Linked DNA regions of Homo sapiens: regions 1 and 3 are each linked to region 2. Evidence: chromatin contacts called from ENCODE Hi-C or POLR2A ChIA-PET data. All regions are on one chromosome and are shown on one strand. The core of a region is the stretch at or near the end of the contact, and the rest is flanking DNA. Distances in the headings are between cores, read along the strand shown. Region 1 overlaps ADSS2 (adenylosuccinate synthase 2). Region 2 overlaps LOC105373262 (a long non-coding RNA gene). Region 3 overlaps LOC105373262 (a long non-coding RNA gene).

Region 1 (2,700 bases), core at 106-2,605, 110 kb after region 2:
TCTTAGTAGAACAAAAACACAATACGCAAAGCATACTAGAAATATTTGGTTCTTTTAATCAGCTATTCATGGTGTAATAAAATAAATTTAAGTGGCACCTAATTTAACATTTAAAATAGTTCATTAAAAGATAATCTACAAAACAATGTTATGCCTAATTGTCAAAATAACACCTTTTTTTTTTCAAGAAAGGAGAAATAAAGGCATAATCAAAATTATGGCTAACAACGTGGGTTCATTTTGACACTTACAGATGATTCTGTAGGCATATCGGCAGGCACGATGTTGAAAACCAATCCACTAGATTTAAAATTAATGGTAAGATAAAAAAGAAAAGATACACATTTCAGAGGTAATGTTTGAAATTAAAGAAAAATATCCACCATATATTACAACAGATCTTTTAATGACTATTTTTAACATAAAGATTGTTGTTTTGGGAAACATCTATTCTCTTTGAACATTTCACTAAATTTTCAATGTATTAAATAACTGACAGAAATAAGTTCTGTGTTCTGTACAAATTAAAGGTCCCATGAATACATAACCCCCTCCCAGCCCCACCAAAGCTCAATTTTGCATGGTTTCAGCAGAAAATAGACAGCCCAAAATTTAAACAGAATTCATAGCATTACAAAAGTTTACAGAACCCCTATGTTTTCATCATTTGTTTCTAACAACAAAGATTACAATGACAGAACTGAATGATCAGAATGTAAAAATATTTGTGCAAAACTGCATTAATTGTTCTTACCATCTAATAGGGGTAAAACTTAAGAACACGCAATGACAATAATGAAGAAAAACTACATTAAAAGTAATTCTACTTTTGATATCAAACAACATGGATTATACTATTACTAAACATTGAAAAAAAAAACGTGGCACCATGAGAGCAGCAGGAGCAACAAATGATTTGGCAATTCCAGCTAAAGAAAGCTGACACTGGAATATGCCAAAGTTAATCTCCACAGTAGGCATCCATCTGAAAAGACTGGAAACAACTGTAGGGCTTCAAACTTACTTCAGTGTCTTTATTCTTGAATTTGCAGGTCATAAATGAAATATTTAAGAAAGTCTTTTCCCCTCCCTCTCAAGGAGTGTTTCTTGCATTACTGGCAATCATTAAAAGAGTTGAATCATAGATTCTCTGGATTTACCAACACCAATCCACTTAACTAGGAGAATACAAAGAGAAAAGGAATTGAATCAATTCATCTCTAATGTTCACTCGTTGGGATTAAAACAGGTAGTCCCCTACTTTTCTCAGTATCACCATAACTTTTCCCTATGTGCCTTTTTGCTGTTCTCTATTCTGTTAGCAGACTGTGCCGATTTCTAAACAGGATGTACAAATAAGACCCAGCACAGGACAGTATGCCTTACTGTTCCCTTTTTAACTGTGCAATATTTTCACTTTCCTAATGACTTAGGATAGTAAAATATTGACCAACACCAGCAGAGACCTACAGAAAGTTGGTGATCAAGTTCCTGATAACAGGCCAAGATAAGCATCTTCAACATCTAGATGAGAATATGATTTTAACTTGCACAGCCTCAGAAACTGCCCACTACAGGAGTCTATGGAAATCGAATCATCTGCATCACATGGTTTCAGATTATTTGCAGAATTGCCAGCTTCCATAAGGTACTGTTAGGATCAACCTTCGTGGTATTTTACAGATTTTTGTTAGACTCACTGCTGTTTATATTTCAAGAAAATGCTGACCAAGAGCAGTAAGCAAATATGCTTACTAAATTTGACATCATGCTGGGAGGGGCAACTAGTAATTTGGAAAACAAGAATCATGCTGGAAACGAAGCACAAGGCAAAAGAGATTTTACACGGAGGACACATCCCACACACTTCACTTTTTCTTATGTTTCAAATATCCATCAATGCCAACAAAACGATACAAGGAAAAAGCCATCTGTTAAAAGAATGACTTCACATAACTAGATACAGCCATACGTTGTTATGCCTAACTCCCTCGCCATCTTATATTTGTTCTTTAATAAATAGGCTTAATTATTTTTAAAAATTTTTTCTTACATTTTTTTCTAGTGAGATTTCCCATTTTCTATACCAATTATTTCCCAGTGTATATTCAGGAAACTCCAAATCTCAAGGGTAATTTAACCCAAACAAACCATAAACCATTTTTAACCCCCCAAAAACACACAACATTTTTTGTGGTGGTAGAGATACATGAGGATTTGTTATTAAGAGGGAGAAGTGAATGAGACAATGTCACAGGATAAAAAAAAAACAGACTAAGAATTAAAGACAGGGTCAGAAAGGGTGAGAAGTAATCTATTATCTTCTATTTAAAGATGAGCATCGTATTTACTTTAAGGAATAAAAATATTACTTTGTATCTTCCTGGGCATTTATGCAAATCATGTGCACTCTGTAAAGTAACAATGATCTTTCCTTTATTCTATTTCAAAGGCACATAGGCAAGTTAAAAGAAAAGACAGTTGGCCGGGCATGCTGGCTCATGCCTGTAATCCCAGCACTTTGGGAGGCTGAGGTGGGCAGACCAAGAGGTCAGGAGAGACCAGCCTGGCCAACATGGTGAAACCCCGTCTCTTACTAAAAATACAAAAATTAGCCAGGCGTGGTGGCGCGCACCTCTAATCCCAGCTACTCGGGAGGCTGAGGTAGGAGAATAGCTTGAACCCAGGAGGCAGAGGTTG
Region 2 (2,700 bases), core at 125-2,624:
GGGTAGTTTGGGAGAAGGGATGGAGGTGTCTGGGCAATGGGTGCTTGCTGCTGATTGGCTGGGGGTGCAATCATAGGGGTGTGGGAAATGGTCCTCCTGTGCCTGAGTCCTTTGTGGGTGGGGCCACAGGAGGGGTCAGTGGGTCTAGGTGGAGGCATGAGTGTCAGACATCAAAAAAAAAGACTGAAAAGATATCCCAAAGGCCAATCTTAGGCTCTATAACGGTGATATTATCTGCAGGAGTAATCTGGGAGGTTGCAAATCTTATGACCTGCAGAATAATGGTTGGCAATCATTTATGTCTACACCTTAGCAGAATTCAGGCTCCTCTACCCTGCTAGCCTGGTGGTCTCTCATTACTTTTACAAAAGCAGCTGACTTTGGGGAAAGGGCTATTATCATTTAACTCTCAAAGTTAGCTTGGCCTACACCCAGAAATATTAACAATTAATGGCAACTTGAAGGCTAAAGGCAAGATGAGGGTTGGCTAGATCAGATCTCCCTCACTGCCATAGTTCTCTCACTGACCTAATTTTTGCAAAGCGGTTTCACTGTGTTTCTTGTAAAGGTAGAGGAGAAAGCCCCTCTCCTCCCTCCCTCCCTCTGTGTCACATTTTATTACTTGTGTTAGTGAGCACTAAAAAATGTAAGTCCTGGGTCTTGTGTGAAAAGCTTGCAGTTTTAGGCTGGGCGTGGTGGCTCACACCTGTAATCCCAGAACTTTGGGAGGCCGAGGCGGGTGGATCACCTGAGGTCAGGAGTTCGAGACCAGCCTGACCAACATGGTGAAACCCTGTCTCTGCTAAAAATACAAAATTAGCCGGGCATGGTGGCGGGCGCCTATAATCCCAGCTACTCGGGAGGCTGAGGCAGGAGAATTGTTTGAAGCCGGGAGGCGGAGGTTGCATTGAGGTGAGCTCGCACCACTGCACTCCAGCCTGGGCAACAAGAGCGAGACTCCAAAAAAGGAGACAGAGAGAGAGAGAGAGAGAGAAACGAAAAGCTTGCAGTTTCGACATGCCCTGCTTCTCTGCAGAGACACAAGTCCATGACACTGGTGTCGTGGTTCCTTTTCACTCTCATTGTTTTGGTTGTTTCAGTTCTTTCCCCCCATTTCTCAAACAATCTCCTCCCTCTACTGCAACCAAAAAGCCCCATGCCTCTTCTCCCACCACCCTGCAGACTCAGACAAGACTGCATCTCAGCTTGCTCTCAGGCTGAGAGCACTGATAGCTTGGCTTTATCTAGCAGACAACAGGAAGCCTCTGAAGGGCTCTGGGCAGAGAAATCGTTAGGAAGATGCATCTTGGCAGTAGTTCCTCAAATGAATTGGGCGGTAGTGAAACGTCTTGATTCTCAGAGCAGACTCAGCGTGGGACGGCACACTGGTGCCACCTGGAGGCGGCCGGCCTCAATTACAGACGCAGTTTACAGAAAGCTGACAAAACCCTTCTGAAACCAAATCTGAAACAGAAAGCCATCGAGTGACTTTTTAGCGCTACAGGAAGAGTGGTCTGTTTATTTGGGCTAAGCCAGCAAGGAACAAAACTTCAGGGAAGTGGCCCTGCTAGAGACTCTAGGACTAGCCTGGCCCTCCATGTCCTCCTTTGGGAGAGGCTGACTTACAAGGAGGTTCTTTTTTTTTTTTTTTTCTTTTTGAGACGGAGTCTTGCTCTGTGGCCCAGGCTGGAGTGCAGGGGCGCGACCTCGGCTCACTGCAAGCTCCGCCTCCCGGGTTCACGCCATTCTCCTGCCTCAGCCTCCCGAGTAGCTGGGACTACAGGCGCCCGCCACCACGCCTGGCTAATTTTTTGTATTTTTAGTAGAGACGTGTTTTCACCGTGTTAGCCAGGATGGTCTCCATCTCCTGACATCGTGATCCGCCCGCCTCAGCCTCCCAAAGTGCTGAGATTACAGGCGTGAGCCAGCGCGCCCAGCCACAAGGAGGTCCTTGAATTAGTTATTTTTGTAATAAAACCTCCCAGGATGGGCTGGGGAGCGCCCACCCCACCACCACCACCACCGAAATCTGTTTTGCAACAGATTTGCAAACCAACATATTTGCCAAAATACAGGCTTGTCATTTCTCAGGAGAAGGGGGATAACTGGTTCTTGCTTCAAGTGAAAACCACCACACAGGAAAGAGAATGTGTCCCTAGCACGGTGGCTCACACCTGTACTCCCAGCACTTTGGGAGGCTGAGGTGGGCAGATCACCTGAGGCCAAAAATTCAAGACCAGACTGGCCAACATGGTGAAACCCCGTCTCTACCAAAAATACAAAAATTAGCCGGGCGTGGTGTTGGGCACCTGTAGTCCCAGCTACTCAGGAGGCTGAGGCTGGAGAATTGCTTGAACCCGGGAAGTGGAGGTTGCAGTGAGCTGAGATTGTGCCACTGCACTCCAGCCTGGGCGACAGCGAGACTCCATCTCAAAAAAAAAAAAAAAGAGAGAGAGAGAATGTGTTCCCAGACTAGAGACAGGGTGTCACAGGTGACAATGGCAGTCAGAGCCTGCCCTGTTAGCCTGCCCAGGTTTTTCCAGTACTTTTTTATTTTCCCTAAAGATCCTGTGATTTACAACACAACCTAGGCATTAACAAGCAAGGAAAACTAGAAATTGAAATGAAGCGGTTTTCAGAATAAGGATTAGACTCCAGAATCCCAGATTCTTTCTGCCAGAATCCACTTAATTACACACT
Region 3 (2,743 bases), core at 87-2,586, 65 kb before region 2:
TGGGAGGATCACCTGAGCCCAGGAAGTAGAGGCTGTGGTGAGCTGAGATAGCACCACTGCACTCCAGCCTGGGTAACGAGAGTGAGACCCTGTCTCAAACAAACAAACAAACTAACTAAATAAATAAATAAAAACAAATAAACAGATAAATAAATAAAATTGTAATTCCAGAAGTCATTTTATACGAACCCAAATTAGTTTTTTTACCTTTTCACTTTGAAAAAAAATTACATGGAAACTATGTCTGTTTGCCCCATCGTCCCCCTTCCTGCACGTCATCACCACCGTCAGCCCTGTTGCCACAAAAGGTGGCACTTTCTTGGTCCTGTACAGAATGTAATTTTCACTTGCCCCTGGAAAATCAATATGGAAAGGCTCTAATTCCCCAGATCTCGATTTTTCAATAAAAAAGTGAAAATGAAACTCTGCGGGATTGCAGCCAAAATGGTGCCCTGAGCCAACCGCAGTCTGGAGGGAGACTCAGAGTTTCAGAGAAAACACCAACTTTTGACATTGTTCTGCTCAGATGACCCATCAGATGGGAGCAGAAGCCAGTGTCTAGGGGTCTATGACATAGACCGGGGTCTATGAGACTCGGCAGTGCTCCTTCCAGAAAGGCTTCTCACTCCAGAGGGATTCGGGGCAAAACTCTGCCTGTCCCGAGGTGCTACTGAGGGCCGGGATAGTAACAGGGAAAAGCTTAACTTTGGACCCAAAACATCCATGAGTTAAAATTCTGTCTCCATCATATTATAATGGCTACTTTCTGCTTAGCAGCTCTGATGATCTGATTTCGTCAACCCAAAGGAGGAGGAGGAAGAGGAGGAGAGAAGCTGAAGTTGTTGATTGAGCTCTCAGCGTTGACATGAGGAGTCCATGAAACAATCTACAGGAAGGCACCCCAAACGAAGCCTGGCTGGGAGTAGACATTCAATAGGGTGCATTTCCTTCCTGCCGCCACCCCCTCTGTCCCTAGAATTGAGGTTGAACAACTGATACCCTTCAGTACCTAGTGTTGTCAGTGGAGGGCCACAGTGAACTATTCAGTCCCCTACCCTAGGGCCTCCTAATCCCCCCACGATGGTGACAGACATAATGAAAGTGCCGTCGCCTATCTGCAGACTCTGTGACCAGACACCCTCCAAAGCAAAATCACCAAGGGCTCTTCTACAGCTCTTTCTGTGGCTGTTTTAACACTGACACCTGAGAAAGAAGAGCAGCCCCCAGCTTGAGACCTCATCCTGTAACAGGAGCTGGGCTTCCTGGCTGCTGCTGCTGCTGCTGCGTGCCCCAGGACAGCTCAGCCCGAGCCAAGCGCAGTGCCTGCCATTAGAGTGCGAGTCCCAGGACGCTTGGCTGCTGCCACCTGATCCTGGGTGGGTCACGTAGCTTCTGGGTGCTTCAGCGTCCTCAGCTGTCGAACAGGTTAATAATAGTGAGGCATGCTCTGACCCAGCGCAGTGGGGTTTAGCCAAGAGAAGCCTCCCTGACAAGTTCAATGATGGGAAAAAAAGAGACGACATTTTAAAGAACAAAACCACATAGCATTGAAGTTTGTTATTTCATGCTTATGTTCCTCTTGTGCCCCAAAGCAAAGGAAAGGGAATATTTAAGGTCCCCGAGATAACACACACCCACTTCTCCAGGTTTCCTGGTGTCTCTCTGTTGAATACGGCTCAGTCTTATGAGTTGCTTTCTTGCCAACCCCAGTAGCTTCCAAACCTGTGACCTGGAGGCTGTGCAGTGAGGGAGGAGGCAGGAGAGGGAAGGAATGGAGTGGAGGCTGGCTGTTGCAGGCAACCGCACAGGGTTTTAATGACTGCCCCGCCACCTCCACTTCCAGGTTCACCAAGACTCTATGCAATGGGAGAGGGGTAATTCCTCAGGAATTGTTATCATCAGAAAATGAAGGGATGGATTCTAGAGGGGTGCAAATAATTGATGCCAAGTACGATATAAAAGCATTGCTGAATTTTTTTAGGAAAACAAAAATAAGCAAACAAGTCTGCCTCCCCACACATGAATAGAACCAATTTGATTGACATGAAGAACTGGGGCCTTGAAGACAGTGTTTTCTGGCTAGGCATGGAGACAGGGACCATTGGCCACTAGTGCTTTGGGATTTCCTGAGTGGGAATGCCAGAGATTACTAAAGATTCAGCTGAGACAAGAGCCTCCTAAGCCACACCCATGGAGTTGCTCATCCAACCTTATCTAACAGCAAGAAGTTGGAAACAACCTAAATATCTATCAATAGAAAACTGACTAGGTCACACATACAATGCCATACTACTGTTCCATTAAAGGCTATTAAAAATGGGCTGGGCACGGTGACTCACGCCTGTAATCCCTGCACTTTGGGAGGCCAAGGCCAGTGGGTCACCTGAGGTCAGGAGTTCGAGACCAGCCTGGCCAACACGGCAAAACCTTCTCTCTATTTAAAAAAAAAAAAAAGCTACTAAAGAGAAAAAAAGAAAAAATAAAGATTCACACATAGAAAGATGCCCCCATAATATAGTATCAAGCAAAGAAATCAGTTTATATAAATTGTATGATATTATCCCATGTAGGTGAAAGGGAATCCACACATCTACGTTGCGTATATATTGAGAGGTATCCTGAAAGATGTTTGCAAAAATGTTACTGCAGCTTCTTCACGGGATAAGATCTTGACTGATCATTTTTCTTTCTTCCTTGTTCTCTTCTGCATTACTTGACTGTTCCTTTCCTTACAAAGAGCACT

What was found. Hi-C counts contacts between places; a loop is a spot of excess contacts on that map. ChIA-PET counts read pairs that join two places held with the same protein, here RNA polymerase II (POLR2A). Pooled maps may share reads with other maps.
Region 1: a loop to region 2 is called in a map with no recorded cell type, with 5 times the contacts of the local background. The contact joins two enhancer-like sites. A Hi-C loop is called at or near these places in 6 of 168 maps with a recorded cell type or tissue (Calu3, K562, MCF 10A and 3 more), 10 of 37 single-sample maps with no recorded cell type and 9 of 50 pooled maps. POLR2A ChIA-PET finds 5 or more read pairs at or near these places in 4 of 52 experiments (H1, MCF 10A, WTC11 and 1 more).
Region 3: a loop to region 2 is called in a pooled map, with 2.7 times the contacts of the local background. The contact joins two enhancer-like sites. A Hi-C loop is called at or near these places in 1 of 37 single-sample maps with no recorded cell type and 4 of 50 pooled maps. POLR2A ChIA-PET finds 5 or more read pairs at or near these places in 1 of 52 experiments (BJ).

The regions. Positions count from the first base shown.
Region 1 is chr1:244,408,461-244,411,160 of GRCh38, forward strand. ADSS2 (adenylosuccinate synthase 2) reads right to left here. Exons shown (of 13, transcript NM_001126.5): 13 at 34-1,178. The coding sequence ends at 1,126. Among named protein-coding and RNA genes, the nearest start is that of ADSS2, 42 kb to the right of the region's middle. Within about 2 kb of position 1,356, at least 2 of the 41 ENCODE cell types and tissues checked have a DNase peak (open chromatin) inside an H3K27ac peak, as active enhancers do.
Region 2 is chr1:244,298,242-244,300,941 of GRCh38, forward strand. All of the region lies in intron 1 of LOC105373262 (a long non-coding RNA gene), which reads right to left. Among named protein-coding and RNA genes, the nearest start is that of SPMIP3, 53 kb to the right of the region's middle. RefSeq lists an enhancer at 1,481-1,550. Within about 2 kb of position 1,375, at least 30 of the 41 ENCODE cell types and tissues checked have a DNase peak (open chromatin) inside an H3K27ac peak, as active enhancers do.
Region 3 is chr1:244,233,160-244,235,902 of GRCh38, forward strand. All of the region lies in intron 2 of LOC105373262 (a long non-coding RNA gene), which reads right to left. Among named protein-coding and RNA genes, the nearest start is that of SPMIP3, 120 kb to the right of the region's middle. Within about 2 kb of position 1,337, at least 2 of the 41 ENCODE cell types and tissues checked have a DNase peak (open chromatin) inside an H3K27ac peak, as active enhancers do.